Regions from separate parts of the Homo sapiens genome. Here region 2 is linked to region 1. A link is a loop called in an ENCODE intact Hi-C map of the cell type or tissue named here. Cell type or tissue: heart right ventricle. All regions are shown on one strand.

Region 1 (5,000 bases):
GACCTGAGCAGAGGGGGTGAGAATGAAAGTTGTCCCTGAGTGGGTCCTAGATCTAAACAGGACCCAATAATCTTGGAGCCTCATGACTTCCTAGTAAAGTCAATGCCATCATCTCCATCGTACAGCTGGGAAAACTGAGGTTCGAAGAGGCTAAGTCACCTTCCTAAGGCCACATAGCAAGTAAGAGACAAAGCTGAGGCTTCCCCTCTGGTCTCAGACTCCAAGTGCAGGCCCTTCCTGCTGCTGTAGCTGCCCATCTTTTCTGGAAAATCAACTTCACTCAGAGAAGAGCTCTCATCCTGCCTTGCTGTGGAATGGCTGTGGCCTTGGCCCAGTCCAGTTGCCTCCCTCCCTGGGTCTTAGCTGAGTGGGGAGGAGGGTCCACTAGATGTCTGAGGTCTGCCTGCCTGCTCTTCTAGTGGGTTCCAGTCTCTCCACAGCTGGGCACCATCCAGGCTACTCCCCATCCTACCTCCTCTCTCTAATAATTAATCTCCAGCCAACAGTCCCAGCTGCAGTGCTTTCATCATCCAATTACCGGAGTTGCTGGCACAATAAATCTTGGTCATACAAATGCAGGCAAATCTGCAGCTATTTTCATGGCCATTACTGTGCATAGGACATTGGGACTCAGGTCATTTGCCTTTCTGACATGGAGTCCTGCCCCCCACTCCCTATCTTCACCATCTTCTTTCATTTTTCAGTGGCAGCTGCCTCCCTCCCCCATCATCTCCCAAGCACCTGCTCCTCCCTTCCCCTCTCCCATCTTTATAAAGGCTGTAGGCCAAAGATCAGAAGACTGTGTGACCTCAGCCAAGTCAATTCTCTGACCTTCAATTTCTTCACCTATAAGACAGAAAAAGCATGATTGACCTTATAGGGTTTTGTGAAAACTAAATAACCCAAGTGCAGTATACATCTCACTGGTGGTAGGTATGACCTACTTCAGTGGTCTTTGCTATTTTTTAATAGGTATGTATATAATTTAATGTATATTAGGAAAGATAAATCAAACCAGTGATTTCATGAATATTATTCCTTAGGAGACCATGAATTAGGTATTTTCATAAAATATGCTAAAGAAAATTATTAAGAATCCATGGATTTAGCAAAAATCATGGAGGAGGCACATGCATGAGAGAAACTTGAGAAACGTTGACATAATGACTGCGTGCTGCTTGCCTTTATCACTATTTGCTCTGTTCTCCACTTTCCCTCAGTTTCTGCAGAGGGATGTGTGGTGCCCTACAGAAGAAGGGGACTCATTGTGTTCTGAGAGGCTAACTTGCTCTAGTTCAGGGCCCTTCATTCATGTGAGAACCACCTCCCTCCCCTTGGGGCCTGTCCCATGCAGGCCCTGTGCTGGGTGCTCGGAACACAGAGCTCAAACGACAGCCCTGCGTTCAGGAAACTCCCAGGAACTCTCCTCTGAATCTGGCAAGGGAGCTGTCACTACCTTTACCTGACAGGACGTATAGCAGGACTTTCCTTGAGTTCTGGATTTGTGGAATTGCAGTGAAGGCCCAAAGCTGAGGACAAGAGGCTCTAAGACCACACTCTGTAAAGAGAGACATGAAGGAGCGTACACGTGCACACACACACAAAGAGAGGACATAGGAGGGAAGGGGGGAGAAGTTGGGGTGGCCTTGTGAACACTGCGGTGTTTGTGCTGAGAGTCACTGCCATGATGGGGAATGGAGAATGTGCCCAAGCCCTGCATAGAAGCTGGGCGTGCCTGCCAGAAAGGGAGCCTCACCCTGGCATCTGGGCAGAAAGTTTGCTGTGCCGAGAACTCACAGGCCCACCCTGGGACTGCCACTGAGCAGCACAGAGGTAAAGGGGTATCCAGTGGCGGGAAGCCTGCTGAGAGGGTCTGGTCCATCCAGCAGAGCCTGAAGGGAACATGGTGAGTACTGCAGGAAGAATGCACAGGACTCTCTCCCAGTGTTTCCTGGCTGTAGGCAGGCATGGAAGATCATAGGAGTTTCCATGGCTCCATACAAAGAAGCACACAGATTAAAATAGGGGAAGGATCCACAGGGCTGTTCAGATGGCCTCAGACCAGGTAAGTCTGACCCCACCTAAACAAGAGGTTGGGCCCTGGGCCTCTGATGGGAGTCCAAGGAAAACTCGGCTGCCCATCTCTGAGTGAGGCTTGGCAACAGCAGGCACAGAGGAGAAACTGAACATCGTGCCAGGAAAGTCATGCCCACCAACTCCCAGCTAACAATAGGTCAGCAGAATTCACCAGCCTTGGAACCAGAAGCAGATCTCATGCTCACACGCACACACACATAGAACTTCCTCCTCTGTAAAGCCACCATCCCTCTTGGACATCAATTTCCCCTTGGGACAAAAGAGTTATAAAACTGCCTCAGGGCAGTTTTGAAAATCCAGGCAGAGACTGCTGTTCTGCCACCAACCATAGGCATTACTGCTTAAAATTCCAGGGTGCTTGTGGCCTGCAGGGAGTTGGGGGAGATTGCCACCTGGTGGTCAATGTTGGCAATGCCATGGAGCTTGCAGCAGAGTCGGGGACTGGGAGTCCTCAGGCTCAGAGCCAGGCCTGACTATCTGTATGACCTTGAGCAAGTCACTTCCACTCTTGGAGACTGTTTTCTCAACTAAAATGGGGAATAATGTTGCCAGCCTTGCAGAACCATAGTGAAGATTAAACCTACTGCACTACTGTGCCTGTCTTGAGCAGGGCCTCAATAAAGTTTTGATCCACCTGGGTCTTGTTCCCGCAGGATATGAGCAAGGGTCAGCTCCAGGAGACAGAGGGGGAGGTGAGCCACGCTCATAGAGATCCCCAGCTCCCCAGGTTTCTTTCACTGCCTGCCACCCAGGACCGTCTTTCTGTGTGTGTGGAACTGTTCTTAACCTAAACCTGGACAGCTCTTTGGATTCCAGATGTTCAGAACCGTGAAATGCTGACTCTAGAGTCTGGATCAGGAGAGCTCATTCCAGGCCTAGTTCTGTCACTAACTTGCTGTATAGCTTTAGTCAAGTCACCTGGTTAATATCTAAGCTTTGGTTTCCTCTTTTGTACAAAGCAGGTAATGATTCCTGCTCTGCCTTTCGGCTCTGCATTGTGCTATAACTCACTTCCTTACCCTCAACTCTTGAAGGAAAGTCTGTTACGTGCACATGCTTGCACCTGGTGCTTTGGGGAAAGAGGCAGCAAGGGCAGCATCAGAGCCTGGAGCAAAACAACTCAGTCACAGTCACAAGAATGCAATAGCAGCAGGAATTAAGAGTGAGAGGTGATCAGAATATAAGCTCCCAGGAACTCTCAGGCTCTTGGGAAAGACTCTATGCTTCGCCCAGAATATAGGATGATGACCTGCAAAATCTTTTTTTTTTTTTTTCTTGAGATGGAATCTCACTGTGTTGCCCAGGCTGGAGTGCAGTGGCGTGATCTCAGCTGCCTGCAGCCTCTGCCCTCCGAGTTCAAGCAATTCTCCTGCCTCAGCCTCCCAAGTAGCTGGGATTATAGGCACCCGCCACCACGCCTGGCTAATTTTTTGTATTTTTAGTAGAGAGGGGTTTCACCATCTTAGCCAGGCTGGTCTTGAACTCCTGACGTCATGATCCACCCGCCTCAGCTTCCCAAAGTGCTGGGATTACAGGCGTGAGCCACCGCACCCGGCCGATGACTTGCAACATCTTAAGAAACTGAGGGAAAGTGTGATTCCAGAAGGGTGGAGGAGCAGACAATCTGAGGACTTCCATATTACCCAGATCTCTGACTCACTAGAGGGACTGTTCTGGGATTTGTGGGACTGTTCGCTGGGAGCCTCACTCCCACATGGGAAGGACTGACTACGGTATTATTATCCATACCTATCCACCTGAAGTTGTTTCCAAGCCTTGGACAGAGCTGTGCAGGGCCCATGGTCTCCTCTGACTACTCCTTACAGATACCTCAGATTTTAGACTTTTGTCTTGCTAGCCCCAGGCAGTCTTACAGATAACATGTCCTAATCAAATTCAGACCCAATCTCATTTGGTAAAAGAGACCAAAATGATGAGTTCTCAACTCTGTACCCAATTCAGGTGACCCTCTCAGGCTTGGGGACAAACCTACTTGCCACTCGCCACTTACCCACAACTGCCCACCCTATCATTTTCACTTACATACACACTAATTCAACAAGCTCTGTGGGGCCCATACTCTCTGCCAGACCCTAGGCTGGGCACTGGGAACACAGAAAGGATCAGATGTGGTCCTTGTCCTTGAGGAGCTCACAGTCTAGAAAAGGAGCCATATATAGCAACAGAACATTCCACACAGAATGGGCAGTGCAACGTTAGAAGGGGCACAGTGGAAGGCCAGAAGTGGGGCCTACCTGATCTGGGGTTAGGGCAGGCTCCCCCGTGAATGGCACATTTAAGCTAGATCCTGAGAGGAAAAGGAGGAATTCTATCAAAGAAGGAGAAAGAGCATTTCAGACAAAGCAAGGTGTACACAGAGGCATAAATACTGTGACCTGTTCAGGAACATTGGGCTGTGTATGGAGGACTGTTGTGGAGATGGGGTAGAGAGATCAGGCCCTGAACACCCACATAAAGTCTTCATCCTTCTGGCGAAGGAGCCATTATGTGGGAGAATGGATTGGAGGGTGGCAGGGAGCTGGAGGAGCAGTGAGGACTTGCTTGAGCAGTCTTGACAAGATGTGGCAGGCCCACAGCCTTCACTGCCTCTAGGCCCCCTGAGTGGGTCACTGTGGTTCCTTCAGACACAAGAGAGACCCCTTATTGCCCCAGTCCCACTGACAGACTCTGCCTCCCAGGCCCACTGGCCCTGCCCAGACATGAGAGTGGTGTATTAGTTGTATTAGTCCGTTTTCATGCTACTGATAAAGACATACCCGAGACTGGGCAATTTACAAAAGAAAGAGGTTTAATTGACTTACAGTTCCACGTGGCTAAGGAAGCCTCACAATAATGGTGGAAGACAAGGAGGAGCAAGTCACGTCTTACATGGATAGCAGCAG
Region 2 (5,000 bases), 180 kb before region 1:
AGACTTAATGTCTTCTCCTCCCAGCTTCCTGGTACAGTGTAAGAAAGTAAGCTTGCAGATGCAAATGCTTGTGGCTCTTCATTGACCAGAGGCTATATTAGGGGAGAGGACTTCCCTGGGACCCCCACAGGGCCTGGAAAACCCCTCTGGCCCTGACTTGCTCCACCCCTTGGCTCTTGACCCATTTCTCTCTTGGGTAACTCCTGAGTCTCCTCACCATGTCCAGTTTGGAAGACTTTAGGCACAAGGACCTCGTCTTTTCCTTCAGATCTTGGCTCAACCAAGAGGCGGACTCACCGTGATGTGAATGCAGCTTGAGCATCCAGGACTCTCCCCAGATCCAGGGAGGGCCTCAGCGATGTGTTCACGTTGTCATATTTTTATAAAATTTGCAAAGGTAAGATACTTTAACCACAATCAAAATTACTATTTTCTTCCCACTCCAACTTCCCTTGTGTTTCAATTTTCCTTTATGTGGGATAATTGGAGTGGCCATGGGCACTTCTGGGATCTGACCAAGGGGAAGCTGAGTGGGGGACTGATTTGAGTTGGGTTCACTGGGATATGTTTATGTGGTTTTCTGAAACAGAGGATATATTAATATTTATGTGGTTCTCTGTGTATAGATAAATCATTGCTAGTAATCTCTGTGTAGAGAATAGCTTCTAGGAATTCTACCCACTGCCCAGCTCACTTGGCATGGTGATATTAAGTTGCCATATGCAGAGGTCATATCGTGATATGAATGTGTGTCATGGCACCCAGCCCAGGAAGTATATGGGCAGTAGACAAGAAACAGGAGAAACCAGGTTTGAAATGTACAGAGCCAGAAGCTAGTCTGTGGAAAATTCTTCTAATCATCAGGGGGAGAAAATGTGTCTCAGAGGTTAAGCAGGGCAGTTAATAAAAGTATTACGCATTTTGGGGGGATTGTGTGATGTATCTGTTTTGATTTCTTTTCTCATTATAGGTAAATATAGGTACCTTGTACCTAATTTTATATTCATAATTTTGTATATTTTTCTTAAAGAGGGCTCCTCAAATTATAAAACCTTCAGTTCCCACAAGGTCTACACATCCAACCTTGGCTCCATCATTTATTTTCTGTGTGATCTTGGGGAAGTCACTTGTGCTTTCTGAGCCAGTTTCCTCTTCTATAAAATGTGAATGACAATTTGGACAGGTGAGGATTCAGAAATCCTCATGACCTTATTCCATTTTTGAAACCATTAGTAGACGAAGACACTCAAACAAAAATTAGACCAGAATATAAAGATTGGAAAAGATGTAATATACAAGCAATAATGGTGAGCAATGAATCCAGTAAAACCTAAATCTAAGTTAATGGAAATGATGTGGTTGTTGCAAACCTCTAATGCAGTTTATGAAGAAAGAATTTTTGTAATAGAAGAGACATTATGCAAGAACAAATTTAATAATAAGCTGTATCTATAATTCCAGACTTTTTTTCCCTGCAAAACCTGGGAAACAAGAGGGATGAAGGAATATAAACATCCTAAAAGCCTCATATTGTTGAAGGAGACTTTGAAATTCTTGGCGTTGATAGATACATGCTCAGATATTTATTAAACATTTACAGATACCAACCAGCAAAATAAAAAGGGAATTGGAACTTCTGTACCTCCCTTTTCTTTTATCATGTGGGAAAGTCTCAAAGCCCTGGCACTGGGAGCTGCTCAGAAGGCAAGGGCCACATGTGCCCCCAGCTTCCCCCCACCCCCAGCACAGGGCCAGGAAGCCACTGCTGGTGGCTCCCTGTCTGCTGCCTCCCGAGCAGTAGGTCCCAGCGAGGTGGGGTGGTAATAGGTTGGGCTGGGAGCAGATTAGCAAACCCTCTCCTCCCCGCAAGGAAATAACCAGGCCAGATAAGACTAGCCATAAAACAAAACAAGGGCTGATGTAGAAAAGGATTGGATCATAAGACACGAGCAAGCCATAGCATCACTCATTACACAGAGCTGAGCTTTACTGCTCCCAGCACTACAGTCCTGGGCCTGACACCAGCCCAGGCATCGGAGAACCAGGTGCCACCCCCAAAAAACAGTGTCACAGAACTAAACATTATCCACACTGCCCCAGGTGACACAGACCCAGGCACCCAGGAGAAAATAGAGAAATTAGGATCCTAGTCACAAAGGTCACAGGGACTTTGGTGGCCCCTGGTCACATGTGTGAAATCTTGGCAATGTGTAGGAATCAGTGAGTGCGCGCTGAGTGTGTGTTTGTCTGAAATTAGAAAATACCCAAGTGTGGGCCTGAGTCTCCCTCCCTACCCCAGGGCCCAGACTTGCCCACCCAGGGCCCTAAGGCAGGTGTTGGGCCTCACCCTCAACCGTGGCTCCCTGAGGGCAAGGGCTAGAATTTCCTGAGATGGAGAGTGAGTCTCCCCGCTTCAGCTAAGGATTCCTGGGGCCCCCACACAGGCCTCTTGAAGGCCCTGCCAAGTCTGGGTGTCCCACTCCTGAGGCCAGCTCCGTCCTCCCTGTGGGAGTCTACCCAGGGTCCAGCTCAGTGCTCTGCCTCCAGGGGGCGCCAAAGGGACACTTCTTAAAGGCTGCTGGAGTTGGGGAGGAGAGCTGAGTGTACCCTGACCGCACAGATGGTCATAGCTGAACGAGCCTGAAGGCTGGCAAGTTCATTCCTACCTGACAGGAGATGGCTAAGGCTCAAAGAAGGTGATCCAGGCGAGTGCAGACCTGGGCTGGGGCCCAGCATGGAGGGCAGCCTGGCCCACTATGGCTCACTTTGCTATCCTAGGGCCCCAGGGAAAGGTATACTTCTTTCCACCCAGGAAAGCCTGGCCCCAGGACAGCTGGCTGGCTGGGGGAAGGAGGAAGAAGACCCTCTTGCTCCAGAAATGGCCAACACAGCAAATGCCCAAACAACTCTTTGGTTCAGACTAGCAAGCAAAGGCTGAGAGAGGATCAATGTCTTGCCTGAAGTCACACAGCAATTTAGTGGAGGAGCCAGAATGGAACACAGGGCTCTTGACACCCAATCTTGGGCAAAGGACTCAGAGGAGGTACTGCTGTGGCTGCTACTCTTGGCCAGGTGGGGCCCCAAGACAGCTCACACTCGGGAATCCTCTGGCTTCTTCCCTGGCCCCGACACTAGCAATTGCTGCTCTACGGCAGGGCTGGATCTGCTCTCTTTGGTCCTTGCCTCTTTGTCCTGCTGCCTCAGGACAGCCAAAACTAAGGCGAAGCAGATCACAGAACCTGTTTTGAAGAAGAACTGGAGGCCGATGAACCTGGGGAAAGAATGGGGACCCTTGAACTCAAGAGCTGCCAGGCCAGGGCATGGACGTCAGCAGTCATCACTCATTGTGAAATCAGAGATACTGAGGCCTCAGGGAGACATTGACCTCTGCTGTGGCTCTTCCCTGGAGGAGGGGGAGAGGCTCTGCAGAGGAGCCCTGGGTGGGAGCAGAGGCCTGGCCATCTTCATCGCCCTGTCCTGGACTCTGCTCTGTGGCCTGGCCTGGCCCTGCCTCTCTCCGAGCCCAAGGGCTCAGGGGGCCTGACAAGTGCAATTTTATATTGCGCCACCTGCCACAAGAACAAACGGATTCCCTCTCCCCTGTTTAACTATCAAAGCCCTTGTTTGACTTTTCCTTTTCTAGGAAGCCCCCTGTGGACAGTCCCAGCCCACAGAAACTGTGCCCTCCTCACCTCCTCAGAGCTGAAAGTGACCAGCTCCCTGTCCCCAGCCCTGCTAGCAAGTCCTCTCCACATCCATCCCAGGCCAGCCGCCTCTGTGCCTTCAGGTTCCTTTGAGTTCCCCTTTGTACAGATGGGAAGACTGAGCCCCAGACAAGATAAGTCCCATGATGAGGGAGACAGAGCTGGGCCTGAAACCCAGGCCTCCTGTGTCCTAGACAGGGCTTTCTCCCCAGCCCTTCACCCCAAGTCCCTCTCGCAGCATGGCTGCTCCTCTGTTTCTCCCCAAGTTCCTGCATAGACTCTGTGGTCAAGGCCCAGCTCTGCAAGTTATTAGCTGTGTGACCTTGGGCTACTTGCTTTAACTGTCACTTTCCTCATCTATAAAAGGAGGGGGGCAGTGTTTAGCTTGAAGGACTGGTGAGCTCAGCACTGAATATATAATGACACCTGTCACCTAGCAGGTAGACTTAAATGAAACCTCCCCTCCCTGCTGGTATCCTGCCTGGGACTCTGAGAGTATTTCCAGCACCCTTCCCACAAGCCATCAAACCAGGTCTCACCGGTTTCGGAGCAGGTCATTATTGTAGTAGCGACAGACAGCTCGACGCCCACAGCTCAGGGCCCAGTGCACACAGGTGGTGTCGATGGCGCTGCCGTGGATCACGGGGCTGGGCATCCAGGCTGAGGGAGGTGGTGCTCAGGGGACAATGAAGGCCCACCGTCCTACCCTGCCCCCTCCCTGGCATGTACAACCCCTCAGGGGCTCTGGGTTACTGGGGCCTCTTGGCTGTCTGGCCCTCAAGCCCGCCCCACCCCTGCATCCGAGGTGGCTTCCTGACGGGCTGTCTAGACTCTGCCTCTATACCCCGCTCTAGGAGAGCTGGGCCAGGTCTGTCACCCCATGAGCTTGTGAGCCCTAAGATCAGGGATTGAATTCCGCTCATGCCTGTGCCCCAGGCCTGGCACACAGTGGGCATCTGGACCCCATCACCACCACCAATGGTCCCAAGCAAGATCTTTACCCAAAATCCTCAGGAACATGAACTGGATGCCCACAGCCAAAGTCTTGTCTTCTTTCTTCACTCCTCTAACAAGCAGAGACATGGGCAACATGAGGTTGGAGGGGTTCCAGCCCCCAAGGGCCATGCATCAACGTTGAAGGGTTCTTATTATGCCCTTCTCTCCCACCACCCAGAGCCAGCCTCTCTCCCATCTGATGATCTAGGCTGGGGGCTCAGGGACGTACCCCATCCTTTTTCAACCTGCAGAGCCTGGTCCCATATACAAGACAACACACCCACTGACCATCAGGGTCCT

The links. Hi-C counts contacts between places; a loop is a spot of excess contacts. Peaks named below come from ENCODE experiments on the same cell type or tissue, not always from the same donor. Only the 100,000 strongest peaks of a DNase experiment are listed, where the experiment ranks them.
Region 2: it touches region 1 in a loop (4-fold over the local background); 22 of 110 quality-filtered maps call a loop at or near these places.

Annotation. Positions count from the first base shown.
Region 1 is chr11:75,020,565-75,025,564 of GRCh38, reverse strand. It overlaps a transcript of NEU3 not described here. Among named protein-coding and RNA genes, the nearest start is that of NEU3, 34 kb to the right of the region's middle. In heart right ventricle, CTCF peaks have their summits at 2,292 and 2,498 (motif pointing left); a DNase peak (open chromatin) is centred at 2,504; H3K27ac peaks cover 1,240 bases.
Region 2 is chr11:75,202,671-75,207,670 of GRCh38, reverse strand. SLCO2B1 (solute carrier organic anion transporter family member 2B1) reads right to left here. Exons shown (of 14, transcript NM_007256.5): 12 at 4,706-4,770; 13 at 4,244-4,364; 14 at 1,122-3,271. The coding sequence ends at 3,091. TPBGL-AS1 (TPBGL antisense RNA 1) reads left to right here. Exons shown (of 6, transcript XR_950308.4): 6 at 1-1,633. Among named protein-coding and RNA genes, the nearest start is that of TPBGL-AS1, 20 kb to the left of the region's middle. RefSeq lists an enhancer at 3,845-4,711. In heart right ventricle, CTCF peaks have their summits at 2,339 and 2,546 (motif pointing right); a DNase peak (open chromatin) is centred at 2,550.